Linked DNA regions of Homo sapiens: region 2 is linked to region 1. Evidence: chromatin loops called from intact Hi-C (ENCODE). Cell type or tissue: chondrocyte. All regions are shown on one strand. Each heading gives the region's core, and the rest is flanking DNA. Links, peaks and the distances in the headings are about the cores only.

Region 1 (15,177 bases), core at 337-8,336:
GCTTCAAGTCTGTGATTCGGGGTCCTTGAGTGCTGGTGATTAGGAGTGACCTGGGGGTCGCTTGACCCCCCTCCTGGGGGGAGGCTTGATTCTGTGCATCTGAATTTTCAACCCAGGTGGAGAGCAAAGGTGATAGTAAACAATTGAAGAAGGCTGGGCTAGCAGGGAATCCAGCGTTGATGGCGTTACGGATTGTAGGTGTTGGAAGATGGGGAGAGGCCTAGGGATACAACCAGGATGCAGGCAGGAGGCCCCAAAACATAAATCGAGAATTCGGGGACTGCTAGGTGTGAATAGTTGAGAGTAAGTGAGAGGGGGAAGCTCCCTGGGACGCAGTCAGAGTGAGCCGGCACCCTGGGGCTCCACACACCCTGGGCAGGCTCCGACTCACCCGAGGGGCCTCACTGTGGGCCTCTTAGGTCTGGGGGTTTCTCACCTTCCAGCTGCTTCCCCAACTTGCATGGAAACTTCCAAGGACTAGATAAATCTCAGGTGTGTGTGTGTGGTTTTTTTTTTTTCAGCCCAGCAGTAGTAGGCCTTGAGAGACACACGCTTATAATGAGGAAACTGAGGGTTCAGTGGTTAAATTCAGTGAACATAATTGAAAATCTAAAATATTTAATCTTCTTTGCCTAAAGTCACAAAGGGATTCAGCTGGAAAGAGAAGCCAGGTGTCCTGCGGTCCAGCCTGTTCTTTTGAAGCTGGGAGTGGGGTGGGTGGTGGAGGGGAACGGAGGCTGGTGGACTGAGGTTGGGTGGACCCAGTCCCTAAGCCTGGTCTTCGTGTTTGTTACCCAGCTCTGGCTTCTCTTCAGGTCCTGTCCCAGGGTGAAATTAAACATCAGCACTTTAGCAAAACAAACTCTTGAGTCCTGTGTCCCAGGCATTGGCCTTTCCAACAAGAGGAAGATGCTTGGTCTTGACCTCCTCACTTCATAGTGTTGGATAACCAGGGGTCCCTGGAACTGCGGCTTCTAATTTTGTGTTCTTCTTTCAGCTCAGCTGTTAACTAATGGAATCCATCTTGGATTTATCCAACTCCTTCACAGCGCTCTTTCAAACTATAGATCTTTTTCTTCCTTTAAAAGTATTCAGGTCTCTCCTCCCCAGAGATGCCCCACAGACCAGTCTCACCACACCCCCTTCTAACAAACCCCCTTACCTCCTCTCAGACTCAGCCCAGGCCTAATGAAGGTGAATGCCTGTACTTTTGTTTTATGCATTACTTTGTATTAAATTGTGTTCAATTCTTGTCGGTAGATTCAATTGATGACTCCTAATGCAGTCAGGTAGGGGTCTTAATTTCTTAGAAGGATCTGTCTCTACGTTACCTCTTACACTGCTGTTAGCTGTCTGTATTGCATATTTTGGTAAATATTGATTGATTGATTATTAGGCATCTGGCACCATGTGTGGCAGTTTCATGAATGTTAATTATTATAATTTTCATGATGATCCTGGGAGATTTCCCTTTTACACAAGGAAATTGAGGCTCCATGAATTTGAATAATTTACTGAGATTGCATAACCAGTAAATGGCAAACTAGAGCTCAAACTCGGGCCCTCGGACAACTCCAAAGTTGTCCCTCCAACTGTACTTATGAGCCACATGGTGAATGTCCGGTAGTGAAAACCTACCTTTAGCTCTTGTTGGGGGCTGGTGACGTAGCAGGAAACCTAGGTTGGACCTACAGGTAAGTGGCTCGTTCAAGGCTCAATACCTTCCCTCCCTTCCTAGTGGGCAGGCTTGTCCTGAAGCCTCAGCAGCCCGGCACCAGTGGGACAGTGCACTGACCTGTCATCAGCCCTGCACACCTGTCAGCTTTGTGGGCTTTCCAGCCAAGCCTTTCATTGGCCTGAACCAAACATCCTTCCCACAAGTGTGAGTTAAGGCCCTGGAGTCCTAAAAGGGTTTAATGTGAGATGGCAAAGCTCTAGCCTCAATTACTGAATTATGAGTTAAGAGAAAAATAGAATGGAATCACAAGCACCTGATGCCCAAGAACTGGGGGGTGTTCCTTCTTCACCCCAGAGGCCTCGTGGCCTGGGCCTGGCAGAGCATTCTGCTGTTCACCCCCTGGCTACCACGGGCAAATTATTTCCTTCTCCTGAGCCTGATTTTTCTTCTAAGAATGGAGACAGTACCTGCCTTGCAGGAGTAAGGGGCAGCTGCCAGCACATAATAGATGCTTCATAAATAGCAGGTCCCTCTCTTCAGGTGAGCCGTCAGCCGTGGCCTGTCCTGGCAGAGCCCAGCAGAACACCTTCCAAAGCAGTGGGAGCAACTGAGTTTTTGATGGAATTCTCCAGGTCTTAGCACTTTGACTATTCATCAGGCGACTGAGGCGAGAGGGCTGTGGGTTCTGCAGGGTCCCTGTCGTTCCTTTGTTCTTCCAATCCCACCTGTCCTAGCTGGTGGTTCTGCCCCACCTGTCACACATGGACAGGGTCTGCCCTCTCCGCCACCTGGGGTCCCATGGTGGTTCTGCTACTGCCACCTTCTGAAGGTCACTGGGCATGTCCGTATGGTCTTCCTCGATCGTAAATTTCCTTCTCGGTGCCCCGTGCACCTCTCCCCCTGTGCTCTGACCCAGGGGAGGTAGGGAGAGAGCAGAAGAAAAGCAAAGCCAGACTTAGGTGTTTGTTTTGATTTTATTTTGTGGGCAAGGTATGTGGTGGCATTTTATTGTTTAATGTCTGCTTTTAGGGAGTCTGCCATCTGCCTGGTAATAATGGCTGCAGCTCCTTAGTCACCGGTGAGCTAGAGCCTGGCTGTGCAGATTCCAGTAAATAAGATAACAGACGCTTGGCGGGGCTGCGGGTACAGAGCCAGCCCATGGGCTGCAGGCGCTGCCAGGAACTGCCCCACTACTGTGTTGCGGGGGTGGCAACTTTAGGGGGTTCCAGGCAGCCCAGGGTGGGCCCTCTGGGCAGAGTGGAGGGCTGTGGAGTTGGGGGCCCCTGTTCTTCCCCAACTTGGCTTTCCTTTTCTTTTTGGTCATGGGCTCTCAGAGTCTGGGGGCTCCTAGGGCAGGGTTTTGCTAGTGCTTGGAGAGAGAACCAGCTGCAGAATCAGGAGCTGAGGACAGTGAGAAACAGCACCAAGCCTCGGAAACCTTGTGGGCTTTTCTTTTCTCACAACCCAAACAACTGATGTTTTCAACCTTAGATGAAGACGTTCTTGCTTTGCAAGCTGCGTTGGCCAAGTCACATTGAGAATCAGGTTTTAACTGAGGGTGGAATTACAGCTGACAAATGTGAGCATTTGGGGGTGCTCTCTAAGGCTTTTCTGGAAGGTCTACTAGGGTCCACTTGCCTGTTGTCAGAAGGGAGAACTGGGGTGGCTTGTGTTAGAGAAAAAGTGGGAAGGAAACAAAATATTATCTTCACTTGATGTAAGGAGAATGCACATGACTCCAGGTAACCCGGGGCCAGTAAGCAGCGTCTTCCGTGGACCATGGTGGGTGTGGGGCTCTTTCTTGGGGCCCATTGCTGTGGCTCATACCCTGCCTGTGGCTCTGGGGTGGCTGACGTGGAGGTTCTGGCACTTTCCCAAAACCGTAGCCATCAGACAGTTAAATCCTGCCCTGCCGTTCCATTCATCAAAGCAGGGAAATGTGCAGGACACTTTTAGAAATATTCTCACCAATAAGCATCCGAAGGGTGATTGCTGCTTATCCAAACAAATAAGTAAGAATGATAATCCTTTAATTGCCATTCCCCAAGGTTTTCTAGTACCTAAGGCCTTCCCGCCACAACTTTGGCAGGAAATGGGTAGCTCTTCAAAGATGAGCTTTCTGGATAACGGAGCTTCCCCCTAATAAACGGTGCTTGATTTGGGCTCAGGCAGCCCGGTGACCATTGCCATGTGAGTCAAGTGAGCTGGCAGGGAACCTGGAGGTATCCTTGGAGGGGGAGTTTGCATCTGAAGAGCAAGCAGGAATGATATGCTTTTAAGCCCCGGAAGACCAATGTGAAGGCACCGTTCCTGTGCTGAGAAGACTGGTGGGAGGACCCCACAGCGAGCGCCTGCCGGAGTCCCCTCGAAGCTCGCCAGGTGGAGCGGCCACCACAACTCTGGAATGAGGCCCACTCCGACACCTGCCGTGGACTGCGAGAGTCTCTGGATGATCCCCGCTGCTGATTCTGCACCCGTCTCGGGGTAGGGGTGTGTGGGAAGGGGCCGGGCTGGCCTAGGGATTCACCTGTTTTGAAAGCAGAATTGCTCAGATTCCAGAAGCCCACTCACCCCTCTTGGGATTTGCCCTTAGTATTAGGCCAAGACCCAAGGCAGGCATTTACGCAGGATGGCCAAACCTGGCTGGGAGCCAGCTGCAGGCATCTGCCACCACCCCTTCCCTCTGAGTCACCCCATACTCATCCGTGCAAGGCGTAGAGCCCTGAGACGTGCTCACTGGCATCTTCCAACACGAACTCCAGGGGGACGATTGGAAGGAAGGGTGGCCGTGGAGTGGGGAGGAGGGGGAGCGCGGGAGAGAACCGTGCTCCCACCAGGCCTGGGCTTGGGCGTGAGGAGCTTTAAGTGCCCCACTGCGGCGTTAGGATAGCCAAGGCTTTAGCCTTGGATGCTGGCCCAGACCCTTCGGGGGTCTCACAGACTGCAGGACTTGCAGCTGCTCCTCCCTGGCTGCCTGGAGGCCGGCCCTCAGGCCGCGCAGCCATCTGTCGTGGTTCGCCTGTGAGGAGAGACTTGGGAGGGAGGGGCTTTCTGAGGCCTCTATTTTTTTTTTTCTCCTGTTCACCTTCCTTCTCAAAGCCCGACTTGATCTATGAGAACCATCTCCCCTACTGTCTCCTGACTGGGGAGAAAAGATGTCAGCGGATAGCCTCAAGCCCCCCCAACAACCTGCACTAGACTCTCTTGTTACAGTACACGTTCCTGGGTCTCGCCCGTCTGCTGACTGTGCATCACCAGGCGCTCAGCCATGCCTTGTGTGCACTTTGGACCAGCTTTGCAGGAGAGAGGCCTCCTGTTTCCCTGCTGCTCTTTTATCTGAGGAACAAAATCATGGGCCTTCTTGCCTACAGTCCAACTGGTCATTGAGTCTAGCAGTTTCCCCCCAAATCAGTTTCACCCATGAAGAGAGATAAGTAAATCCTTGTGCAATTGCAAAAGAAAAAAAAAGAATCCAGAGTATTTTTCAATGGTCCCAAATGCCGAGGCACTGCGGTTCAGCCAGCTACACCTTGTCTGGAATACTGTCGACAAACTAGAGTCCTGCCAGATGCACTTGACAATGAAATCAACCCGAGCATCACCAATCTCTGGTGCTGGACTCAGCTGCCACCACTTTGACAAAGTCTGGAGTGCAGTGAGTGAGGACACTAGGTGATGGGTGGGGAGCCCCGCCCGCTGTGGCCGGGGTTCCTCACATTTTAAATATCTGCCGTCGTCTTGCTGCGGGGCGGTCCCTGTGCTCACTTGGGCAGAGGGAAAGGGGGTAGTTTGTAGGGAGGGGTTACGAAACTATGCCTTTAGCCTCTTCCTTCCTCCAGAGCCTTCCCTTGAGTCTAGCGTCCCCACTACAGGCTTCCCCCGACTTTTATTCTCCAAGCGGTTTTTCTGTTTGGCCGTTGTCTCCACCGCATCCAGATTTATCTCTTCTCTCCCCTATGCCTTTTGGGTCTTCTGAGAGTAGCTAATCCAATAACCCGCCAAGTCAGAGAAGGGTTCGGATGCACGAGTTCTCGCTCCTGGCTTCCTCTGAAATGCTGCCTTGACCCAAGTGAGGGGCCCGGGAATAGGCAGTGGAAACGGTTGTGTAGGTTTGGGACATCGCACCCTGCTGGGACTTACCTGTTGGAGAAACTGGGCTTTTGGTGGCAAACGAATCATTCTTCCTACCTCCGTGGCAGCTGTGCATCTACGCTGGGTTCTGGAAGGCGCAGTGCTGGCCATTTCAGCTCGTAGGTTGGGAAGAAGGGGCAGTGTGCCCGATCTGATAGGTGTAACACGCCATGGTGCTTTGGCACCAAGAGGCCAATTGAAACTGGAGAGTTTTAGAGAATAAAGTATGACCGTCACCCACAGCACAGCTGCTTCCTGAAAATTCCACTCCCGCTGCATGAAAAAGCACATGGAGTATTCCAGGATTCTTAATATAGGCATTTTCCCACGTTCTGTAGATTGCTTGTTTTTCTTCCCCTATCCCATGGGTCTGCTGGTGGCTGACTGGCCACTTTTTGGTCAGCTTTATTGAGGTGTGATTTACATATAATGCCCTTTGACTGACAGTATACAATTAGATGGGTTGTCGTAAGTGTGCACAGTCATGTGACCACCGCCACAGTGTGATCTGGAACATTTCCACCACTCCACAAGGTCCCTCTGACCCTTTACAGCCTCTGCCCTTCCCCACCTCCACCTTCAGACTTGAGGGTGGGTCCATGTCTTACCTTTGTGTATCCCATGTCCAGCGCAATTCTGAACCCAGGTGGACACAAGTGATGTTTAAATGAGTACATTAGGAGGCCTGGCTTTTTTTTTTCCCCAGGCTGGAGTGCAATGGTGCGATCTTGGCTCACTTCAACCTCCATCTCCCAGGTTCAAGCGATTCTCGTGGCTCAGCCTCCTGAGTAGCTGGGACTACAGCATGCACCAACACGCCCAGCTAACTTTTTATAGTGTTAGTAGAGACAGGGTTTTGCCATGTTGCCCAGGCTGGTCTTGAGCTCCTGAGCTCAGGTGGTCTGCCCGTCTCCACCTCAAAGTCCTCAGGTTACAGGTGTGAGCCACTGTACCCAGCCAGCTCTGGCATATTTTAAAAATCCTCCCAAGACTCCTTCTGTCTCCTCCCATTGATCCTAAATTTTGAAGGATTGTCCACCCAAGCATTTGTTAATTAGTAATTTCTTCATTTAGTCACTCACTCCTGGTACCAGCCTTCCTGATCAGCCTGAGATAATCAGCGTGACCGAAGTTGATAACATTCCAGCTGAAAGCAGAGACTTGCTGTTCTCGTTTGCCTATGCAGTCACGGGTGAAATGTGCAATTTCCTTTCCGTTCCTTGAGTGCCTGCGAGCACTGCGAGAGCCTCCATTGTTACTTTCTGTTATCTCTCACCCTAGACCAGAAATCGCCAGCCTTCACCACTGGCCTCTGCCTTTTTCTTTTTTCTTTTAATAATAAATGAGGAAGTTAGCCCTTGAGCAATTTAGGAGTTCACCCAAGAGCACCCCAAAAGGCTTGAAGTTTACAGGGATTTTTCTCTGTCCCAAACTGTTTGTTGTTGTCATAGTTGTTGAGACGGAGTCTCGCTCTGTCGCCCAAGCTGGGGTGCAGTGGTGGGATCCTGGCTCACTGCAACCTCCGCTTCCCGGGTTCAAGCGATTCTCCTGCTTCAGCCTCCTGAGTAGCTGGGACTACAGGCGGCCACCACCACGCCCAGCTAATTTTTGTATTTTTAGTAGAGACAGGTTTGGCCAGGCTGGTCTAGAACTCCTGACCTCAGGTGATCAGCCTGCCTTGGCCTCCCAAAATGCTTGGACTATAGGCGTGAGCCACTGTGCCCAGCCTGTCCTAAACTTTGTCACCAAGGATTTGATGTGTCCCTTCATTCTGCCTTCCTGAGCTCCCTTTCACTTGTACGTTGGGGAAGGATCTTGGCAAACCTGAAGGTAAGGTGGAATCTGCCTCTTTCCTCTCATCAAAGCTCTGAGAAGGAAGAATCTGTAGTGTCCCTGGGTTCAGTAATCATAGTATATTGCCTCTAAACTCAGTGAAGCATTTTAAAGTGATAACTCATGTTTTCCAAATGAGTCCCAGGCATCACAGCCATGTCTTTGTTAACTCATATGTGGTTCTATACTTCTATATGTTAACTCATTTTCCAGTAGGAACTCCCATGATTCCCAGTTTTTAGATTAAAAAACAGAGAAATGAAGTAACTTTCCCAGGGTTACATAGTCACAAGATCACCTATTGCTACATAACAAACCACCCCAAAACTTAAAAATATGATTTGAAATCATCTTTCATGGATTTAGGAGTCATCTGGCTCAGCTGAGTTCTCACTGGGGGTTCCTCCTATTTGAAAAGTCAGGTGGCAGCTGAGCCTGGCACATCCTAGAGGCTCCTTCACTCTCACATCACTCCCTGGGGCTGGCCGTGCAGCTGTTTCTCCATCCGTGCAGCCTCTCCACGTGGCTGGCTTGAGCTTCCTCATAACATGGTGGTCTTGGTGCAGATTCCTAACGTGGCAGCTGGTTTCACCCGCGGCAGACATTACAAGAGATCCAGGAGGAACTGCGAGGTTCCTTCTCACCTAACCCAGAAGTCAGGTGGTGTGGTTTCTGCTGCATTTCTGTTGAGCACAGCTGCCCCAACTCAAGGATGGAGGAACAGATTCGCCCACTCAACAGGAGACAGCACATGTATGCAGGGAGGGACCACATTCCTAGTGGCTGTCCTGTGGGCTACTTACCCCATGGAGCCCCTGTGCCTGCCATGCGTTGAGCCACTTCCGCAGCGGCTTTCAGACTTTGACAGTGAGCCACGGCGAGGAACTTCACATCATGACCTATTGGATATAGACATCCCAGAAAACTCCTGGAGCTCTGGTTTTGTTCTATGAACAGCAGCCGCAACAAAACCTGTGTGTCCTGAGTGGATTTTATGACCTATGTCCTACGTGCAGTTTGAGAAGCAGTTCCACAGGATGCCACCTCAAGTGCCGACTCTGTGCCGCGATGGAACACCACGGAATAAAGAAAACAAATGTCAATTTGGGTTACACAGATGCCACGTCTTACCAACCCAGCAAAAGTCCAGGTGTTGAACAAAATAGCCTGTTGGTGAGTCAGTGCGGGAAATAGACTCTCCTACATCATAGTTAGGAGAGCAAACTGTCCAATGCTGAGGAGGGCTCGTGGTGACATCCGTGTCCCCACCCAAATCTCCTCTTGAATTGTAATTCCCACATGTCAAGGGAGAGAGCAGGTGGAGGTAATTCAATCATGGGGGTGGTTTCCCCCATGCTGTTCTGTGATAGTGAGTTCTCACGAGATCTGTTGGTTTTATAAGGGGCCCTTCCCCCTGTCTGCACGTGGCAGAAATAATAAATGCACTGACCTGCAAGCAGCAGCCACACTTCTGGGAACTTATGCTGGAAATATGAAGTATGGACCAAGTTTTTATTGTATTAATTCTCTGTAATTGCCAAAGATTGAAAGCAGCCTGCGTCACCTACAGGGGACTGGTTAAACTAGAGCATTCCAGACAAAAGCATATGACGTGGATACCCCCAAATCCCTACGTGCTGATATTGAAAGATCTCCCAGATAGGCGAGGCAGTAAGACACGAGCAAAACAGATAAGAGACAGGGAACAGCCTTCATATTTGCATTTGCATAAAGCAACCCTAGCTGTCTACGCAACTAAAAGTGGTTCCTCTGGGGACATGGCATGGCTGGGCCAAGGGTATGACTCTTCAATTACAGGTTGTTATGTTTTGACTTTTGAATCCTATTAATTTACTTTTTTTTTTTTTTTTTTTGAGACATAGTCTCGCACTGCTGCCCAGTCTGGAGTGCAGTGGCGCGATCTCAACTCACTGCAACCTCTGCCTCCCAGGTTCAAATGATTCTCCTGCCTCAGCCTCCTGAGTTGCTGGGACTATAGGCGCCCACCACCATGCCCAGCTAATTTTTGTATATTTAGTAGAGATGGGATTTCACCATGTTGGCCAAGCTGGATGAATTTACTTCTTAAAAAAAAAAAAACAAGCTGGATAATATAGCCGTTGCTCTCAGAGTCCTCACAATCTATACAGAGATACAATTTATATGTAAATAGCAAATGGGTAATACGTGACTGATTTTAAATTCTTAGGCATTAAAATGCAATGGAGTAGGATATCATTTTCAACTGGACTGCTCAGAAAAGTTGGTGTAAATTTGTGGGAATCAGCTAGTTTTTGAAGAATGAGTAGGATATAAATGGGTGAGAGAAAAAGGGTCAGGACACTCGAGGTAGGAAGGAATGGTGTGAGCCACTGCTGCTCAAATTTTGTAACAAGCCTCCCTTTGAAGGGAGAAAATTTCTTACTGATGGCTGTCCTTGAACCCCAATATGATAAAGATCGCCTTAAATTCCTATACAAAGTGTTTTAATCGCAAATCATCAGAATCAAGGAATTCCGGCTCCCCAGCTATTACCTTTAAAATCACTTATCTAGGTCAGGCACAGTGGCTCACATCCATAATCCCAGAACTTTGGAAGGCTGAGGCAGGCAGATCCCTTGAGGTCAGGAGTTCGAGACCAACCTGGCCAACATGGTGAAACCCCATCTCTACTAAAAATACAAAAATTAGCTGGGCATGGTGGTACATACCTGTAATCCCAGCTACTCTGGAGGCTGAGGCAGGAGAATCACTTGAACCCAGGAGGTGAAGGTTGCAGTGAGCTGAGATCACACCACTGCGCTCCAGCCTGAGCAACAGAGCGAGACCCTGTCTCAAAAAAAAAAAAATATATATATATATCATATTGCTTATATATATATCATATATATGTCTATGATAACTTTAACCTTGTGGGAGTCCTGAGCCCCCTTTTTTGAGGAATGCTGGCACGGGGGGATTAAAGAGGAGTAGAGGGTGTCCCAGGACAGCGTGTAGGTCAGGTGGCTGCTGCAGAAGAGCGGTGTGGGAGAAAGGAGAGGCTGAGGCCAGGGCTGTGTCCTGGGGTGCACTGAATGCCAGGCAGAGTCCGACACCTTCTGCAGGCAGGAAGCAACCACTGAAGGTTTCAGCCAGCAGGTCCCTGTTCAATGTTCATTCCTTTCTCTAGGCTGGGCACACAGATAGCCTGGGGAGAACTGACCTACTGTGATCTTTTGATTCTGCCCTTTAAGCCATGAAAATAGGGCAGTGCAGACTAAGAGGGGGCCAGGTGGGCCGTGGGGAGTATCCCTCAGGTAGCTTCGGTTTCCCCTCCACCTGTGGAGTTCCCCTTTCTTCTTCACGGACCTCTCCAAAGGCTGTCTCCCAGATTAGTCTGAAAACAGATCTTTGGGAAACGTTGGCACCCTCGGCCATCCTGGAAGGTCAGAGTCCACTCACTTTGGGCACGAAGACCTGAGACGTGGCAGCCTCGTGTTGCACAAGCAGAGGGAGGTGTCCCTGGGCCTCATGAGTGCAAAGGGCAGAAGTTCATGATCCAGGGGGCTTCTAGGATCCACTGCTGAGAACCAAGAGTGAAACCAGAAGCACTGGCAATGCCAGGGACAAACTACACAAAGGGGACGGTCCTCTGGCTCTAGGGATGTCCCACAGGGCCTGACCCAGAATCTTCTGCACTTTCTCCATGAGAAAGAAAGATCCCAAACCCTTCTGACAGGTGTAGGTGACACACGCAGAGGCCACACTCAGGGAGGGGTTTCCTTCTGCCTCTCAGCAGCCACCAGGCCCTGCAGAGAGGCTTGGGCTGCATGGAGACTCCATCCTGCACACAGGACACGAGTCAGGGACACCTCAGTGACCAGGCCCTGCTCACAGAGGCGTCCAAACTCTGTCCCAAGAGACGACGACTTTTAACCCCATTCCTAGGACATGCGATGCAGGCTTTTTGCTTTTTCTTGTTTGAAAAAACAAAGACGCAAACAACCCCCTGTTTTTTGTACCTGACTCCCAGCTGGCGCAGCAGCTGATCTGGAAGTCTCTCCTCCTCTGGTGACTTTGGCCTCACATCTCAGCAGTTTTCTTCCCTCTCCTCCTTATATAACAAGCCCCTCTAGAACAGAATGAGTTTGTTGGCAACAAAACACCAAAAATAAGAAAACCTAGCAAATTCCCTTGTTTAGGTTCATTAGCGCCGTGGTTTGCAGCCTTGAGTCCCCAACCAAGAAACTCAAGCTTTTCTGCACCACGTAGTCTCCCCGATGAACCAGCTGCCCAGCGAGCCCTGTGAGGGGTCCCCCAGCTCCAGACATTCTGAGGCTGCCTGGTGCCTGCAGCTGGTCCCTGGCCTCCATCTGGAGCCCTCTGTACTTGGTCCTCATTGCCCCAGCCTGGGGGCCAAGGGCCTGGGCCTGAGAGATGGGGACCTGGGTTCTCAGACCCTTCTCCCAGCTTCCTTGCTGCCCAGCCCCAGCAAGGTATTTAATCTCTGAGTGTCTCTGGTCTCATTTATCTTCTTGGTCTGAGCGCTGAGCCTCAGACTGGATCCCACTAATCTTCTGACCCTGAGCCTGGGAGCATGGCATGCACCTTTCTCTGTGTTCTAGAAGGACCTGGAGCCGTGGATACAGGAAGAATTGACCTCTCCAGTTCCCATTTCCTGGGGAACCTATGACCTCCAGCATCTCTGAGGAGCTGGGTGGGTGGTCCAGGCCTGGCGTGATGGGCAGTTGTTTGGCAGATGAAATTGAGGCCATCTCTGGCCATTTGCTGCTATTGCTTTTTAAAAATTTAGTGGATTTTACTTGTGAGCAGTTTTAGGTTTACAGAACCTGAAGCGGAAAGTTCAGAGGGTGCCCATCTGCCCCTCCCTGACCCTGCAGCCCCCATGCCAATCTCCCCTGTTGTCTGCGTCTGGCATTACTGTGGCACCTCTGTTACCATTGAGCTTCTGTTGATACCTTATTGTTAACCGAAGTCCATAGCTGACATTAGGGCTCACTCTTGGTGGTGTACATTCTGTGGGTTTTGACAAATGTGTGATGTCGTGTGTGTGATGTTGTGTGTCCACTATTACACTCTCATGCAGAGCGGTTCCACCGCCCTAGAAATCCCCTGTGCACCACCTGCCCTTCCCTCCCTCCCTCACCCAAGCCCTGGCTGCCATCACATCCTTTGGTGGTTGTCCTGCCTCTGTCCTGGAACTGCTCATGCCTTGGGGCCTGAACACAGGCTGTACCCACCAGGTGGCAGTGACCAGCGTGGCCCTGGGGCCCACCTGGATGTGTTCGAAGGAGGAGTGTCATTGCGGTGCTGGGAGGTGGGATGGCCTGGAACAGAATTTGTTTTGGGAAGGCCTTGGAGGAGCTGGAGGGGTTGAGTCTAGACACCTCCTGTCTCAGAGGAGGAAACTGACGACCAGAGATGGGAGGCGACTTTCTTTTTTTTTTTTTTTTTGAGACAGAGTCTCGCTCTGTCGCCCAGGCTGGAGTGCAGTGGCGTGATCTCAGCTCACTGCAAGCTCCGCCTCCCGGGTTCACGCCATTCTCCTGCCTCAGCCTCCCGAGTAGCTTGGACTACAGGTGCCCGCCACCACACCTGGCTAATTTTTTGTATTTTTTAGTAGAGACAGGGTTTCACCATGTTAGCCAGGATGGTCTCGATCTCCTGACCTCATGATCCGCCCACCTCGGCCTCCCAAAGTGCTGGGATTACAGGCATGAGCCACCGCACCCGGCCCGTGAGGCGACTTTCAAATGACACAGCTGGTTAGGCAGAAATCTAGATCCAGGCCTGCCTCACTGAGGGGGTAGAGGTTCAATTTATCTTTTTAAACAAGAATTAAACTTATAAAAAGACTAAAAAGTAAAATTTTAAAAGAGCTAGCAGTGTGGTTGTTGTGAGTGTTGTTAGCCCACCCGTGAGGGATTTTGGCCGGTGTGAGGTTCTGGAGGGGGCGGCATACCTCCCAGGCACCTTCATGTCCTATCTGGTAGCTGCCTGCAGCGTGGCCCTGGCGGTGTGGCCTGGAATGGGGAGTAGCAGACACCTTCTCCTGACCTGGCTGGTCTTTATGCATCGCTGCTGGCTAGATGCTAGATGCTGGCCGGTGGCATCTGGAGCCCCTCCATGCAGAGTGTCCGCGCCCGTCAGTCTGGAGGACACGACAGGTTCCATGGTTCCTGGGAAGTTCCTGGAGCGGCTGCCGCCTGCGTGGCTGGGATCACAGACTGAAGGGCTCTGGGGAAGTCACAGATTCATGTACAATAAATGACACCAGAAAGGGAGTTGGAGCACGGGCTTTGTGCTGTCGCTGGAGACAAGATGCAAAGGTGCCCGCAGAACCCAAGTGGCTTCATAGAATTAGAACATTTGCTATGTGCCCAGTATAGCCAGGCCCGTGCGAGGGATGGCCAGCCCGTTGCAATCCTGTAAGAGTTACTGTTACCAGCTTATGTAGTGGAAACACAAGCTAGAAAGTCAGAAGCAGCTATAAGAGCATGACATGATCAAAAGGGACCTTGGTTAGAAGTTGCAAGACCAGGATTTGGTTCTGGCTGAGTCACGGCTCTACCATGTGGCTCTGAGCAACTTGCTTGAATCTCTGGACATCTGTTACCCCACCTGTAACAGAAGGGCCTTGGAGAATTTCTGAGGCCATTTCCATCCTAACACCCTGTGACTGCCCAGTTCTCTGGGTTTAGGCGCTAGAGGTGAGGGCACCCGCAGCAGGCCCGGGCCAGTTGGGAACAGAAGCTGACAGGCACCGCTCGGCAGGGGGCTGGGGCTGGTGGTTGTCCCCAAAGGTGTAATTGCTGTTCTGGGTCTAGCGGTGGCCTGGGGATGAGGCCAAGCTACCCTGCATGTCAAAGGGCCAGGGGAGGAGCAGATGGGGGTGGTGGTGAGAGGTGAGGAGGGAGGGAATCACCACACCCTTGTGGTAATAAAGAGATGTGATGTTCTGTGTTCTTAACTCCATGTGTATTTCTGGGCATAAAGTACGGAGAGGGGTCAGAGGGCTTCAGCCAGGAGAGGAGGACAGATGGTACCCCTTGCTCCACACTTCTGGTGACACCTCGGGGACAGAAGGTCAGCTCTTCTCTGTTCCCTGAAATCTACCTGCATGATTTCAAAGCTTATCTAATGCAGAATTTTTCAGACTTTTTCACCCACAACACAATAGGAAGTACATTTTATTCAGGCTGGGTACAGCGGCTCATGCCTGTAATCTCAACACTCTGGGAGGCCAAGGCAGGTATATCCCTTGAGCCCAGGAGTTCAAGACCAGCCTGGACAACATGGGAAAACGCCATCTCTACTAAAAATAGAAAAATTAGCCGGGCGTGGTGGCTCACACCTGTAATCCCAGCTACTTGGGAGACTGAGGCATGAGAATCGCTTGAACCCGGGAGGCGGAGGTTGAAGTGAGCCAAGATTGCGCTACTACACTCCAGCCTGGGCGACAGAGTGAGACTCCATCTCAAAAAACAAAAAACGAACAAACAAAAAAACAGGCCGGACACGGTAGCTCACACCTC
Region 2 (15,177 bases), core at 2,534-10,533, 53 kb before region 1:
TTTTGCTCTCCCTGTTTTCCTATAAGAGCTGATTTTGGTGTATTCAGCTCATGGCCAGTGTCTTTCTGTTTCTAGGCACCTTTTTACATTTATGGGGGCTGCTAAGGTTACCGAGTAGAGCCACAGACACTGACAGGAGCCGAGTGAGAATGTGGCTCACCCGTTCTCCTCCCTCCGCCCTCCCTTCGGCCAAAATGGGACCAATGAACGTGATCACCGATGAAGCACCAGCTGTCTGCCGTCCTTTCAGGACGGTGAACCAGCCCATCCTGATAACCCCACAGTTCTGTCAACGTCGTTTAAAATGCGCAACAAACAAAGGCCGATGGGCAGCTGAGCTGTGACGTTGAAACAGAGTGGTGACTTTGCTTGGTTCTTTAACCGTGACTCGCTCTGAGATGAGCAGAGGGGCCACCTGAGAGTTCAGCTGCGTCCTTCGGGCTTAACCATACGGAGTTCTTAGAAGCCCCCACTGTTACTCATTGCATGGCTTATGCCCCCAGACCAGAGGAAGGGGTTAGCTATTAACGAGCTGAGCTTCCCCAGTAGAAGAAGGTGATTTGGTGGAACTGTATTTTAGCCCTGCCTTGGAATGGTTAATTGGAATCTCACTCATCTCTTTCTTCCACTACCTACTTTGAAAATAATTTAATCCCTGTCCTTTACTTCCTGTTGACAGGAAGCCCTCTCTGCCAACCCATGGCTGGTCACGGACCAATCGGCTATCACCAGGCTTTGGGGCGTCTGCCAGGGCCTCTGTGTTTTGATATACTCTGACCTGGCAGTGAAGCTGCTGATGAATGCACGACAAAGACCAGTTTGCTCCGTAACCCCAGGCTCCCAGCGTCTTTTCCATGAGCCAAAGGCCTGGTCCTGGAGGGGGGTGCCCTGCAGCTCTGCTGGCCTTCTTCCAGGGGAGTTCATTGCTGGGGGTGGCCCTGCAGTGACCTCCACTGTGCTGGGGAGGGGAAGAAGAAGGATGCAACAGGGTGAGGGGAGAATTTGAGAAAATAGGATGCAAATTCTCCACTTGTGAATAAAGAAATAGAGAGCCATTGCTAAGAACTATGTTTACGCAGGGTTAGTGCTGGGACCAGAAACCAGTCAACTCGTTTCTGTGTGCTTTCCAGGGACTGGGCTGGGTGTCGAGGACACAAAGATGAACAGTGCGATGGAATTGGATTCTCCAAAAAAAAGGTCGAAGTCCCACACCCTCTGCACCCCATACCTGTGAATGGGACCTTCTTTGAGATGGGGTTTTTGCAGATGTGATTAACATATAGATTAGGATGAGGCCATTAGGACCGGCCCTCATCCACTATGCCTGGAGTCCTTCTAAGAAGAGGGAAGTTGCATCCAGAGGCACAGGCAAGAAGGCCTGTGAGGGCGGAGGCAGAGATTGCAGAGCTGCTGCCACGAGCCTCGGAATATGGGCCGCTGAAGGGTGGAAGAGGCAAGGAAGGATCCTCCCGGAGGTTTCGGAGGGCGTGTGGCTCTCACAGCACCTTGATTTCAGACCTCTGGCCTCTAGAGCAATGAGAGAATCCATTCTGTTTTAAAGCCCCCAGTATGTGGTGCCGCATTATCACAGCCCAGGAACCTAATCCAACAGGGCCCTGCCCTCAAAGCACAGCGCAGCCACAGCCTCCGTCCGATAGAGCTGTAGGGCAGGGGCTTGCACTGAGGGGCTCCATGGCATGGCCTGGAGAGGTGGCCAAGGCCCCAGGAAGGGGTCCCAGCGTCCCACTGCCCACAGCACTTTGACACTCCCTTCCAAGGTCTGGGTCTTTCCTTGCGTCCCCTCCTCCCACTGCTGGAAGTTCTAGTGTGGAGGGGCTGTGAGAAAACCAACGTAACGTGACAGAGGCTGGTGTGGCAGCTCTGGGACCCAGGCCTGCTCCCTCTGTCCAGAGCACTTCCTCTTTGCCTGCTCTCCCCTCCTGGGTGGCCACCAAGACTTAGCCTCCTGGGGCCAGGGGTGCAGAGGTGTGTGCGAGGGGTGGGGGTGGGAGGACAGCTCTGTCACCTGCTCAACTTCCAGAAGACGGGCAGGCAGGCAGGCTCCACACAGCCATTTGCCTATTGGGCTAATGTGGAAACCATTTACTCAGCTCCACCCTGCTCACCACCTCAGCCATGCCAGCAGCCATGGGGTGGTGGGCTTGAAGCATACATCACCTGGGCCCCATCCTCATCTATAGCATATGTTGTAATAAGCACCCCAGAGAGCCTTCTTCCTCCATGCAACCTAGATACGCTTGATGGGGAGTTGCATTCATGGTGCTGATGACCGATCAATATTCTTGATTGTATCAGATACCATCTGGGGTGGCATGGTTTTCAACAGATTGAGCTAATATTGCTGAAGCACTTGTTATATGCCAGACGTGTGCTTTTATATGAGCCGTCTCTCTTTATCTCTAAAGTAATATGTGAAATATTAGTATTGTTATTAGTCTTATTATCCTTAATGTAGAAAAGACAGTGTAAGGTTCACAACCATTCTAGCCCAACCTGCTGAGAAAAGTCTCTGTTGTGTCTTGTCAGGTTTTTGATATCTCTGCTTGGCTATGGCCCAGATGCCCCACGAGCAGCCAAGGCCTCCCTGGGGTAGGGGATGAGGCTGGACGGTCAGGCTGAGGCTGGACGGTGGGCCCAGAGAGGGCGGCGTCTGCTGCCTCCCTTCGGTTTGCCCTGTGTGTGTCAGGTCTCCATACGCTTCACTTGGCCCCTTTCTAGATGAAGGTCATTGAAGGTTATTCTTTACCCTTCTTATCTCAAAAATAAATAACCTGTCTTCTCCACTTTCTTTTCTTTTTCTTTTTTTTTTTTTTTTGAGACAGAGTCTTGCTCTGTCACCCAAGCTGGAGTGCAGTGGTGCGATCTCCGCTCACTGCAAGCTCCGCCTCCCAGGTTCACACCATTCTCCTGCCTCAGCCTCCCGAGTAGCTGGGTCTACGGGCGCCCGCCACCACACCCAGCTAATTTTTTGTATTTTTTAATAGAGACGGGGTTTCACCGTGTTAGCCAGGATGGTCTCAATCTCCTGACCTCATGATCCGCCCGCCTTGGCCTCCCAAAGTGCTGGGATTACAGGCGTGAGCCACTGCGCCCGGCCTCTTCTCCACTTTCATAGGTTCCAGTCTCTGGTTCTTCTTTCTCAGTTTGTTGTTTTTGCTTCTTAAATAATGGAGATTAGAATGAACACTACACTCGGAATCAGGAAGCCCTGCCTGGCGCCTCTGTCACCTGTCTAGGGGCTTCTTCTCACTGAGTCATCCAGTATTGACCGCAGCCTGTTGTGTGCCAGGCACAGGGGTCTCACTGTGATCCACATGGGCCCCTCTCTCCCCTCACAAGGCTTAACCTGGGGCATGCCGTCACCCTGTCAGTTCACGTCTGCTGCTACCAAAACACCAAAAACATAGGGACTGAAAGCCACAGAATTTATTCTTTCTCACTGTTCTCTCTGTCAGCTGGGAAGTTCTCGTGGTTGGGGCTGGCTTGGCCGATCTCTGGGGTCAGCCAGCAGCTGGGCCCCAGGACAGCCTCGCCTGCATGTCTGCCCATCGCCCAGTCGGCTCCATGCCAGCCGAGCCGCGGGGACAACTGGGCCGTGTGTCCAGCAGGCCGTCTAGGCAGCAGCAAGAGGGCCAGCCTGAAGCTCAGGGGCTCCTCAGGCCCCTTGGCCATGGCAAGTCACACGGCTGAGACTCAAGGGATGGAGGGACAGACTCTGCCTGTGGATGGAAAGCAAGGTCATGTGCACAGGGGCCAGAAGGATTTGAGCGGAACCAGTCACTTAACCTGTCTAGATCTGTTTACATATATAATACATTCATATATTATATAATTAGTATTATATAAAATTGTTATCTAATCATATGCTATTTAAAGTATATCCTATATGTAATATGTGTAATATGTAATATACATATATACACTTTGAAAAAGAGGGCTGGAGCCTAAGTCTCCGTTTGGCTCAAGCACCACGGCTGTATGGAAACTGCTTTGTCCTGGGGACAAGTGGCTTTAAGGGGCTGTGGGTGAGGGGCGTGCAGAGCAGTGATGGGGCCTGGGTCCTTCCAAAGCTGGACTTTTAAGAGTGTCACCTGAGCCCTCCCATTTGCACCACTGAAGATGAGTGAGTGTCCGAGGAGATATTTCACCCCTGGGGAGCTGCCAGCGCCAGGAGAACAGAGAGGTCGCTTGTCTCCTCACCACTCTGCTTTGCATGTTAGGTGTATTTTGAGATTTCTGACATGACCTTGGGGCATAGGTAATAGAGTATTTTCAAAGACAGAGGGAAATGCTGGGCAGCGATACCAACCTGGTCTGGGGAAGGAACTGGGCCAGGAGACCTCCCCTCTAGGGTTGCAGGGTACCTGCCAGGTGTGGAAGTGGCGCAGAGGATGCATGGTAGCCCCTGGGAGAAGGGAAACAGGAAGCTGCACCCTGGACCGCCGTATAATGAGGAAACAGCCCCAAGAGGTTAAGTGACCTGCCACGTCGCATGGCTGGCCAGTGGCGAAGCAAGGATTGAACCTGGGCCTTTGCACTGGAGGCGTGTTGGGAGGAGAGGAGTCCCACCCTGGCTGGTCAGCTGCTGTGGCTACGGTCAGGGAAGGGCTTCTGGGAGCCAGCATTGCCATCTGCCGGCCCTGTGGCTTTCTGCCTGAGATGCCTGCTCTTGAGGCTGGAGGTCAGGAAGCCAGTTCACAGCAGTGCTTGTTTCGTGCTATTTCAAGACAAGGGCTGTGGGCTCCAGACTCCATTCTCTATCACCTCCCTCCTCTCTCCTCTCCTCTAGATGTGGCAATATCAGTTCTCAGGAAAGGCTCAAAGCGATGTTCTGTAGGAGAGGCATGCAGGCATAGAGTTTACTACTGTGATAAAATACAGCATAAAGGCAGGTGGACATATTTGGTTCTTGGTTCCTTTTTTTTTTTTTTGAGACAGGGTTTTGCTCTGTAGTCCAGGCTGGAGTGCGGTGGTGCGAACACTGCTGCCTGGAACTCCTGAGCTCAAGCGATCCTCTTACCTCAGCCTGCTCAGTAGCCGGGACCGCAGGTGCCACCAAGCCCGGCTAATTTTTTGATTTTTCATAGAGAAGGGGCTTCATCATCTTGCCAGGCTGCTCTTACACTCCTGGGCTCAAGCAGTCCTCCTGCGGTGGCCTTCCAAAGTGCTAAGATTGCAGGCGTGAGCCACCGTGCTGGCCTCATATTTGGTTCTATTCCTTGTTAAATGATGGTCTGCCCTCCAGTGGCCTTTGTCACCTTCACCTGAAGGTTATGCTCAGCTGGTGAGTCTGTGCCTCTAGCTTTGGCCACTCAGTGGTGAAAGAGGGAAGCAAGCTGGACTGAGCAGAGGGGAAGGGCGATGAAGCATTCACACCAAAGGCCTCAGCTGACCCCTTGGAGCATTCTGGAACTGGGATGACCCTTCAGAGTTGTCCCAGATTGAGGCAAAGGGCTCCCACACTGTCCCTGGGAAGGGGATGTGAACTTGGGTGAGGCGGATCCCGTCGGGTGAGGGCAAGTCTCAGCCAGGCACTCAGCTGAGTACCAGTGGCTACCAGTGCTCCCTGTACCCGGGGACTTACCAGTGCCCCCTGTACCTGGGGATTTACCAGTGCTGCCTCTACCCGGGGACCTACCAGCACCCCCTGCACCCGGGGATCTACCAGCGCCCCCTGTACCCTGGGGTCTACCAGTGCCCCCTGTACCCGGGGACCTACCAGTGGTCCCTGCACCCGGGGACCTACCAGCGCCCCCTGCACCCAGGGATCTACCAGCGCCCCCTGCACCCCAGGACCTACAAGTGCCCCCTGCACCTGGGGTCTACCAGCACCCCCTGCACCCCAGGACCTACCAGTGCCCCCTGCACCCGGAGATCTACCAGTGCTCCCTGCACCCAGAGGCCTACCAGTGCCCTCTGAACCCAGGGATCTACCAGTGCTCCCTGCACCCAGAGACCTACCAGTGCCCTCTGAACCCAGGGATCTACCAGTGCTCCCTGCACTCAGGGACCTAACAGTGCTCCCTGTACCCAGGGACCTACCAGTGCCCCCTGCACTTGGGGACCTACCAGTGCTCCCTGCGCCTGGGGATCCGGGAGCCACACCACGGCATCCACGGCACCGCGTCCCTTTCTCATAAAATCTCACGATTTTTCTTTCGAAGTATCCAGCCTGTCTCCTTAATTAAACCATAAGCTCCTTTAAAGATGGCATGCGTCTACACTTTGTCATGTCCCAGCCCTGAGGAAGCCACCTCTCACACAGCCGACCTGAATGTTGACAATGATGATGATGATGGTGAGGACATGCAGAAGCTTAACTAACAGAGGGGGAAAGAAAGAAAATGGGGGCCGTCTTTGAGAATGGAAATGCTTAGTTAACTCGACGACCCAATTTAGAAAAATCTGAGTGAACCCGTTTTTTACAAATCTTGTGGGAGCCACATACCTCAAAGAGAACATTTTCAGACAAATCATGTCTTGTTGGTTTCAAAAAGAGGCATTTTTTTTTCCATCCAATCTACTGGCCAGAAAAAAAAGGGGCAGATTTTAGGCACATTACTGTGTTATTTGTTTTTTTCCTTCACCTCCCACTTGGGAAAGTTACTTGGGCTTTGGCTCAGGCTGATTGACTAGTACAGCATCCTGTGTCTGGCAGGAGGCATCTGCCATGGCGGGATGGTCCTCTGCCTGGAGACGGGCCGGGCGCCTAGACCTTCATGCAATGCAGAGCCCGGGGGCCAGATGCCAGTGCCTCGGGCCTCATCCCCTTCAGGGACCTCTCTATTTCCTGGTGCCATTGGAGGAGGGAGCATCCGTCCACTGAGGGGACGGGCATGGACCTAGCCGTCCCTCATACTAGATTCTCAAGAACAGAGTCCTGTGTGTGAGCAGGAAGATGGGATGGTTTTTATCTTGCCAATGGAAGAGTGGCTGCTAGGGAGGGAGCATGAGTTTGGGTGCCAGAGGCCAAGGTCGCAACCCCGGTGTCAATGATTGCCCCCTGTGTCCTATTGGGCAGTTCACTGGCACAATCTAAGCCTCAGTTTCCTCACCGGTAAAATACAGAATATAATCCCCACCTCACAGGACTTGGGGGAGCATGACTGAGATGCCACAGTAAAGAGCAGGATGTCTGTGTCTAGAAGGGTTGCCTCCCTCTCCCTAACAAGCCGCCCATGGGAGGACCGACCCTAAGAATGTAGCTGTGGCCACCATCCCATCCCAGGTTTTCTGGGGATGTCCCCAGCTTCAGATAATTTTATTCTTTTCAATGGAGGTGATTCTTTTTTTTTTTTTTTTTTTTGGAGACAGAGTCTTATTCTGTCACCCAGGCTGGAATGCAGTGACACCATCTTGGCTCACTGCAACCTCAGCCTCCCGGGTTCAACCAATTCTTATGTGTCAGCCTCCCCAGTAGCTGGGATTACAAGCATGCACCACCATGACCGGCCAGGTTTTGTATTTTTAGTAGAGATGAAGTTTTGCCATGTTCAGGCTGGTCTTGAACTCCTGGCCTCAAGTGATGCACCCGCCTCAGCCTCCCAAAGTGCTGGGATTACAGGCATGAGCTACCATGCCCGTCCTGCAGGTGATTCTTTGATTGTAATTTGAACGAGATTTCCTTTTTAATCCCTCATTAGGCTTTGGCTGAATAATTTGCAAATTTGTTCAATAGGTCTCCTTATTCACACTGAGACAGGCCAAGGTCCTGACCCCAGAGTGAAGCCAGCTTGAGCCCCCAGGGCTGAAGGTACTGAGCCCTTAACTGAGAGTGAGAAGGCTTAGAAATGGGCTTGGCCTTGGTCCACGTGCCAGGAACTTGAAGGCAAAGTCTTGGGGTGGGGCTGCAGAGAGTTGAGGTGGCGGGCAGAAATCTAACCTGGCAAGCTCTACCTAGAAGCAGAATACTGGGACTTTAGGGTCCTTGGAGTCTCGTCTGCCTGCACCTCCCTCTACCACAAGCCTAACGTGACCCCAGTAGGGTCATGGCATGGAAGACAGGTGGGCAGACAAGGGGAGACAGTGTTCCCTGGGCGAGAACAGTGCCCTCTAGGAGAGGTAGGGCACAGCAGGCATCCTTGGGAATCAGTTCATCAGGTTAATATGCTTTTTGTCCTCTTCTCCTTGGGGCATTTGCTGTCTAATGGGGAACTCATGGGGACTTTGCACCTTGACTCCAGAAAATAAATATGGGGCTTTTAGAGAACACTCAGGCTCCCAAGTCATCTCCTTCCAGTCTGCAGTGGGCCTCGGGTGGGGTGGGTGAGCTGGGGGCCGTGCTCTCTCTCTCTGTCTTGTGGTTGGTTCATTCCCAATGGGAGATGAAACCCACACCCCCTTCCACAGGCGAGGCCTTGGGCACCACAGATGGCACCCATCAGTGCGTGTCTCTGATTGTCCACCAGTACAGGCGTGGATGCCAGGGAGGAGAGGGGGTGGGCAAGGACAAGCAATGTAGAGATGCAGGTGGCCGTGTGTGGTATTGGAGGAGTGAGATGTTTGCAAGAAGTTCTGGTTCTCTCTGCTGCAAATGGCGCAAAGCATGCCCAGCCTGTGGTCTTGCCTGTCCGAGGGCCTGTCCTGGTGCCCCCTTTCTGCCCTGCCTCCAGCAGGAGGGGCTCCACGGAGGCTGGAGAAGGGGCAGTGGCTGGGCATATCATAGCTGCTGGTTAATGTGCTTAATGGAAGGTGGATGAAAGCATCCGATAGGCAGATGGAGCCCTGTTAGTGACTGGAAGGGCCCCTCCGGGTCCAGCATTCTAGGCTTCTGTGATACCTGCTACAGCTCCAGGTGCCCGGCCACCTCCGTCAGCCCAGCCCACAGTCCCACCTGCAGGTGGCGGAGAGGGAATCTTGGACTACATCAGAAGATGGGCACTCGTGTCCTGCAACCCTGCGTCCCTCCAGCGGCATGGACTCAGGTGACTCCCATGGCCTTGGATTTCCAGCTGATACCCTGAGATGACTACTGCCTAAATGGGAGTGAGGGACAGCTGTTTACCAGATCATTCAACTGCTTGGCACTGGACAGAGATGGAGATACATCCTCGGTGCCTTAACCTGCAGCTCTCACTGGGACAAGAGGATGGCTGGCAAGTGGCTGATGAGAGCAGAAGGGGAGCTGAAGGTATCCAAGGCCACTCAGCTTCTGATGGCGCCAAGGGACAGCTCTGGCACTGTGGGCTGTGGCTGGCAGCAGACCCAGCCGGGCTTGGGCACACAGCCTCAGGCAGCTGCCGCCAGATTACTCACCTCCACTCTCACAGTCCTCGCCCCTGGGAAGTCTTCCCTATTCGCTAATCCCATGGCCCTTTAAGTGTGTGTCTTAGCTGTGTCTCAGTGAACACGGAGAGATGTGCTGGGCGCTGCCCTCACTCTGAAGACCATGATTCCTGGCCAGCACCTTTGTCTTCTTTGGAGAATCATACCTTTCCACGGGGCTGGCAGTCGCATCCCACCCTCTCCACCCACAGACCTCACAGAGATGGTGGGAAGGTGTTGCCGCAGCTTTCCGCCTTCGCTACCGTGTGCAGCAGGGACTGGCTTGCGGGCCTCACCTCGCCCCGCCCCGTCTGACGCCGTTCCCCGCGGAGTGTTCTCTGGTGCCACAGCTGTGCAGCACCCTCGAAGCCCATTCCCTGGGCATCACAGGACGATGCACACAGATGTGGTATCGGCTGTTTGCTGGAGGCCCCAGCGACCTGTTTTTCCTGAATCTGTTCTGTGACAGACTCCAGAGACACCTGGCCAGGGTCTGGCTTCTCCTCAGGAGACACTGGATTTTCTGAGCTTTCCTTGATCTGAGAAGTTTCTGAAAACTCCCCTTGAGTCACTGAGGCCAGGGATGGGGCTGGACCTGCTGTCGATGCCAGCCTTGCAGAGGAGCAGGAAGAGGGGCCTCCTAGGGGCGAGACAAGGCCTAGGGTGCCCGTCAGCTCCATCAAGACTCCTGGGGGCAGAATTCGTGTTCCGTTCATCTTTATGGTCCCTCCAAGTGCTCCACACTGTGCATTCTGCATAGCAGGTGCTTGCTGAATACCTCCTAGCTACCAGCAAAGCATCTTTGGATTGGGGGCTCAAACCAAACCCATCTCAGCACTGGAAAACTTTCAAATCACAGGAAGCCGAGAAACGGCCGAAGTGAATGACGATGTCACCCCTTCTTCCAGCAGCAATGGTGTCAGGCATGGCCATGGTCCAGGACCATTGAGGAGGCAGGACTTCCCTTTCCCTGTGACTCTCTCTTCCTGTAGCACAGGGGTGGTGTGTGTGTGTGGGCAGGTGAATAGTGGAGGGGAATAATGGGGTGTGGGAGATATGGGTATTTAACTATCCACTGAGGCTTACCTAGTCCAATCCCTGACACGTATCTTTATGACACCTGGATACCGAAAGTGACACAAGGTATGCATAAACAAAAATAAAAATAATCTCCATACTGCTTAAAGCTCCAAGGAGCCAGTAGCTTCAGTCACCTTCCCACCAAGTGGTACAGATTGGGCTCTTCAATGGGCCAGCTGGGGACAGCTGTGGCCGAGGCTGGCAGGGTGCTGCTGAGTACTGGGGAGGAGAGGGGAGTGTAAGGGAGGGGAGGGGAGGGGTAGGCACGGTGCAGGAGAGGCTGGGCTGCCCCACAGTCTCAGCTAGGGCCTCAGCCCACCCTTCTGAGCCTTGCTGGGTAGCAGCAGGGGCTGGGGACAATCATTGGTGGATGTAGCTGACTGTGGAAGAGGCTGGGGCCTTGGGAAGGTGGCTCCTCCAGCCTGGGCTGTCCCCATAAGGGGCTGGCAGCCGAGGGGCCACAGCACCACCAGCAGTGGGGGAAAGGAGCGCTTCATTCCCAAAGAGAGATGGGAGAGGCAAGTCCCAGCACCCTGTACCCCTTAGGGAGCAGCCAAAGGAGTAAAACCCGCAATTCTTTGTCTCCTATGCCCCATTCCTTCCTAGTGACAGGAAATCACCGTTTGGGATTGTATAGAAGGTGTTAGAAATTGTATGCCCGCCTTCTGATGCTCCAGCGAGGTGGCACCTGGTTCAGATGACTTTTCAGTTCAGACCTGAAGGGAAAAGAAGAGCAACAGTGACCACAAAGAGAGCGAGCGCTCCCAAGCCAGCAGGTCCTCAGCATGCGTGGGTGGCAGCTGACTTCATCCCCACACAGCTGTGTGCTGGTGCTGCTATTGTCCCCATTCTACAGATGGGAAAATCTGCACAGCAGAGGCCGTTGGCAGGGGGTGGCACAGCCGGGCATCAAGCCGGAGCCGTCTGGCGCCTGAGCCCACACACAACCGCTGTGCTGAACAGACAGATGGTGCCGGAAGGCAGCATGCAACCCGAGAAAATGCGTGGAGAGGAGTGGGCTGTTGCTTTCCAACCATTTTTATAGGCTGACTATAGATGCATTTATATGAAGTCTTTTTTTTTTTTTTTTTGGTACTTCCAGTTGCTGATGGGTCCACCTTGGGCACAGCCCCCTCTCACAGGCGGACCTGGGCATCGGCCTCATTCCTCATTTGTGCAGAACTCTGTAGGGCTCAGTGATCTGGGAGCTGGGAGCTGGCAGGAGCAGAAAGGTCCTGAATGTCACCCAGCAAAAAGCACTGACCTTTTCTGGCTCTCATCTCCCACACCGTCTTCCGCAGGATGCTGCGCGTTCTGTGCCCATCCCTTATACTCCCTGTGGGCTTTTTTTTTTTTTTTTTCCAGCAATGATCAGCCCTTGCCTAATTGCAAATAGATGGGTCTTAGGATTGTTTTTTTGTTTTAATGTTGCCTGCAAAAATTACACTGGTTAGTGTCTCTGGAGCCCTAAAAGATACCACCTTTTACACAAAGCTGAAAGCAGTAGACTTTGGGCTGCAGTCCAGTAGTTTCTTTTGTCACCGTTTTCTGTTTCTTTCCTCTTTCTCTGCTCCGTTTTCTCTCCGCCCTTCTTGTTGTCTTCTGCCTGCTGTCCTGTATCTTCTCCTCCTTTATCTTGTTTCCTTAGAGCTGGGTTTCACCAGACTTGAAACACCTGCCTTGCGATCCAGTTCTCTTCCCTGTGGCGGCCACGTGGCTGATGAGGCACAGGTGACCGTGCTCCGGTGGGGACGCCGTGACCGTGTGTGTGGCTGGTCTTGTTTTTCAGATGCGGGCATTCACTGAGTTATATTCGGTGTGGGTGCCAGACTTAACGTCTTTCACATATTTTGCCATTTAACTCATCAGCAACTCTGCCTGTTCCTAGTATTCACCCGGTTTTTACAGTTGGAGAAACGGAGGCTCAGATAGAATGAGTTGTTTGCCTAAGGGCCACGGCGAGGCCAATTGAACCCGGTGTGGCTGTCTCCAAAATCCACGCCCTTCCCTGCAGGACGTCTTTTCGTCTCCCCCTACATCCTAATTTGGGGCAATGAAGAAGGCAAAATACCTTCCAGGGAGCTGCAAGCCTCCGCAGGGGCCCGCCTCGGGGCCACTCCAGCGTGCTCGTGGCACCTGTGCTTGCGTCCTCGGCTGCGCGGGCCTTGGAAAGATCGCCACGGGGAGCCAGGACTTTGGGGACCTGGTTTCCCTCCTGCCACACCTCTCATTGGCTGTGTGACCTTGGACAGGCTCCCTGATGGCCCTGAACCTAAGTTGCTTTGTTAGTGAAACAGCAATAAGAATACCTGCCTGCAGGTGGCCATGAGAATTAAATGATACCCTATGTAGGTTTGCCATGATATGCCATGTAGCAAACTTGAGTATGCTATAATTTTTAAGAAATCTTCTTTCTTCATTTGCTGGAGAAACCCCAAGGGCAGAATGTGTGGCCTGTGTCTGGCGAGTGTGTAGGACTTACGGGTTTTTGTGTCTTAACCTCTCTCCAGAGACCGCCTTACTTTATCTTCCTGTGGCTACTGTTTTTCCTCCTTTCAAGGTATTTTATGTAACTGCATTGCAAGCATCCTTTTGGAAATGGAGACAGGGTGCACATAGCATCATGGAGCTCAGCTTTCGCCTAAGCGAGGACACAGACTCATCTGTGAGGTCCATATGGTCTGGAGCAGGTGTGGCTCTGAGCCTCTACCCATCCCTGTGGTTCCTGCCGCCCCCACCCCTCTGCCTGCCCCCACCCACCCACTTTTCCCCTATGGCACAGCCCATGCCTCTCTGCCTGCAGCCTCTCTGCTTGGCAAAAACATCCCAGTGTCTGCAGTGGTATGTGTGGAAGGTGGTGTGTGGAGTGTGGTGTGTGTGGAGGGTGGCGTGTGTGGAGGGTGGTGTGTGTGTAGGGTGGTGTGTGGAGGGTGGCGTGTGTGTAAAGTGGTGTGTGTGGAGGGCGGTGTGTGGAGGGCGGTGTGTGTGGAGGGTGGTGTGTGGAGGGTGGTGTGTGGAGCATGGTGTGTGTGGAGGATGGTGTGTGTGGAGGGCGGTGTGTGTGGAGCATGGTGTATGTGGAGGGTGGTGTGTGGATGGTGTGTGTGGAGGGCGGTGTGTGTGGAGGGCGGTGTGTGTGGAGCATGGTGTGTGTGGAGGGCGGTGTGTGGGAGGGTGGTGTGTGTGGAGGGTGGTGTGTGGAGGGTGGTGTGTGTGGAGGGTGGTGTGTGTGGAGGGTGGTGTGTGTGGAGGGCGGTGTGTGTGGAGCGTGGTGTGTGTGGAGGGTGGTGTGTGTGGAGGGTGGTGTGTGTGGAGGGTGGTGTGTGTGGAGGATGGTGTGTGTGTAGGGTGGTGTGTGTGGAGGATGGTGTGTGTGTAGGGTGGTGTGTGTGGAGGATGGTGTGTGTGGAGGATGGTGTGTGTGGAGGATGGTGTGTGTGGAGGGCGGTGTGTGTGGAGCATGGTGTGTGTGGAGGGTGGTGTGTGTGGAGCATGGTGTGTGTGGAGCATGGTGTGTGTGGAGGGTGGTATGTGGAGAGTGGTGGAGGGTGGTGTGTGTGTAAAGTGGTGTGTGTGCTTTCCCCAGCTCCAGCCCTGGAGTATGGAGCCCTCAGCCATCCTGGAACTGGGCTGCGAGGCCATCCCTCTGCTCAGATGTGTCCTTTCTTTGACTGAGCCCTCCTTCCGTGACTCCCCCGCTGCCTCCCTTCTTGAGGCCGTTGTGTGAGAATCACAGGAGGCGCGCCCTAAGGACCAGGCACCCTGATTCTGTGGCCGTACTCATGCCCTGAGCTCAAGGAGTGGGAGCCAGGAAGGCTGAGCTCCAGTCTCAGCCCAATTGTGCAAACTGAGGTGATGTCACTCAAGCCTGTGGCAGTGCTGTCCGTAGCCATTAGCATTCCATGAGGCCCTCGAGTTTGGCGGCTGGATTCCCGCTGCCTGGCCCTTGCCAGGGATGTCACACAGCCCTATCCTCGGGCGCTCCAAATGCCTCCCTGTGCCTGTGATGTGTGGGGGAAGGCTGCGTCCTGGCCAGAGGCTCTTGGGGGCAGGTCTCAGACAGCAGCCCTGATGGCGTGGAGGAGCTGTCCACCCTCAGGCCCCACAAGCATCCAGCTGGTCCGTGTGCTGCTAAGTCCAGAAGGGTTATGTGTGCACACGTGTGTGTGCATGTGCACGTGTGTTCGTGTGTGTGCATGTGTGTGGGGGGAAGGGAGGCATGCATGTAGATAGAGATGCATAGATACTCTGCATTTTAGAAAGTTCCAGGTTCAAGTCAAGCTCCTTGGAGGCTCATTTCTAATGTGATTTTTTAGAGAAATAAACAACAGCAGTCGGGGTGGAGGCTTCTTCTCTCTGGCCCGTGATGGGCACTGCCTGCTGGCACTGCAGAGCAAGGGCTGGCTGGGGTGACAGGAGTGGGCTTTGCCTTTGGGCTGCTGGTGAATGACCCAGCTGTCCCCAGCGGGTGGACAGGCCTGACCTCAACACCAAGGTTATCCTTGTCTGTAGAATAAAGGGGGCCTGGATTCTATTTGTTTTTGGTTTTTCGGTGGGAAGCAGCATGATTTCATAGGAGGAGCCTCGGTTTGGGGTCAGAAGGTCTTATTTTGAGCCCAAATCATCCTTTCTCAGCCTGTGCCCAGGTTCCTCAGCAGTGAAGAGCAGGTGATAATATTAGGTTAAACTGCGTGGAATAGCCAATATTTGACTTTTTTTTTTTTTTTTTTTGAGACGGAGTCTCACTGTGTTGCCCAGGCTGGACTGCAGTGGCATGATCTCAGCTCACTGCAAGCTCCACCTCCCGGGTTC

The links. Peaks named below come from ENCODE experiments on the same cell type or tissue, not always from the same donor. Only the 100,000 strongest peaks of a DNase experiment are listed, where the experiment ranks them.
Region 2: it touches region 1 in a loop (4-fold over the local background); 12 of 110 quality-filtered maps call a loop at or near these places.

The regions. Positions count from the first base shown.
Region 1 is chr7:151,798,277-151,813,453 of GRCh38, reverse strand. The region is part of intron 1 of PRKAG2 (protein kinase AMP-activated non-catalytic subunit gamma 2); the gene reads left to right. PRKAG2-AS2 (PRKAG2 antisense RNA 2) reads right to left here and starts at 7,116. Exons shown (of 3, transcript NR_171033.1): 1 at 6,418-7,116; 2 at 5,819-6,082; 3 at 2,634-4,205. In chondrocyte, for the core only: no CTCF peak of the experiment used is centred there; DNase peaks (open chromatin) are centred at 2,833 and 4,363.
Region 2 is chr7:151,853,679-151,868,855 of GRCh38, reverse strand. The region is part of intron 1 of PRKAG2 (protein kinase AMP-activated non-catalytic subunit gamma 2); the gene reads left to right. Among named protein-coding and RNA genes, the nearest start is that of PRKAG2-AS1, 16 kb to the left of the region's middle. RefSeq lists enhancers at 13,854-14,374, 14,375-14,895. In chondrocyte, for the core only: no CTCF peak of the experiment used is centred there; a DNase peak (open chromatin) is centred at 6,775.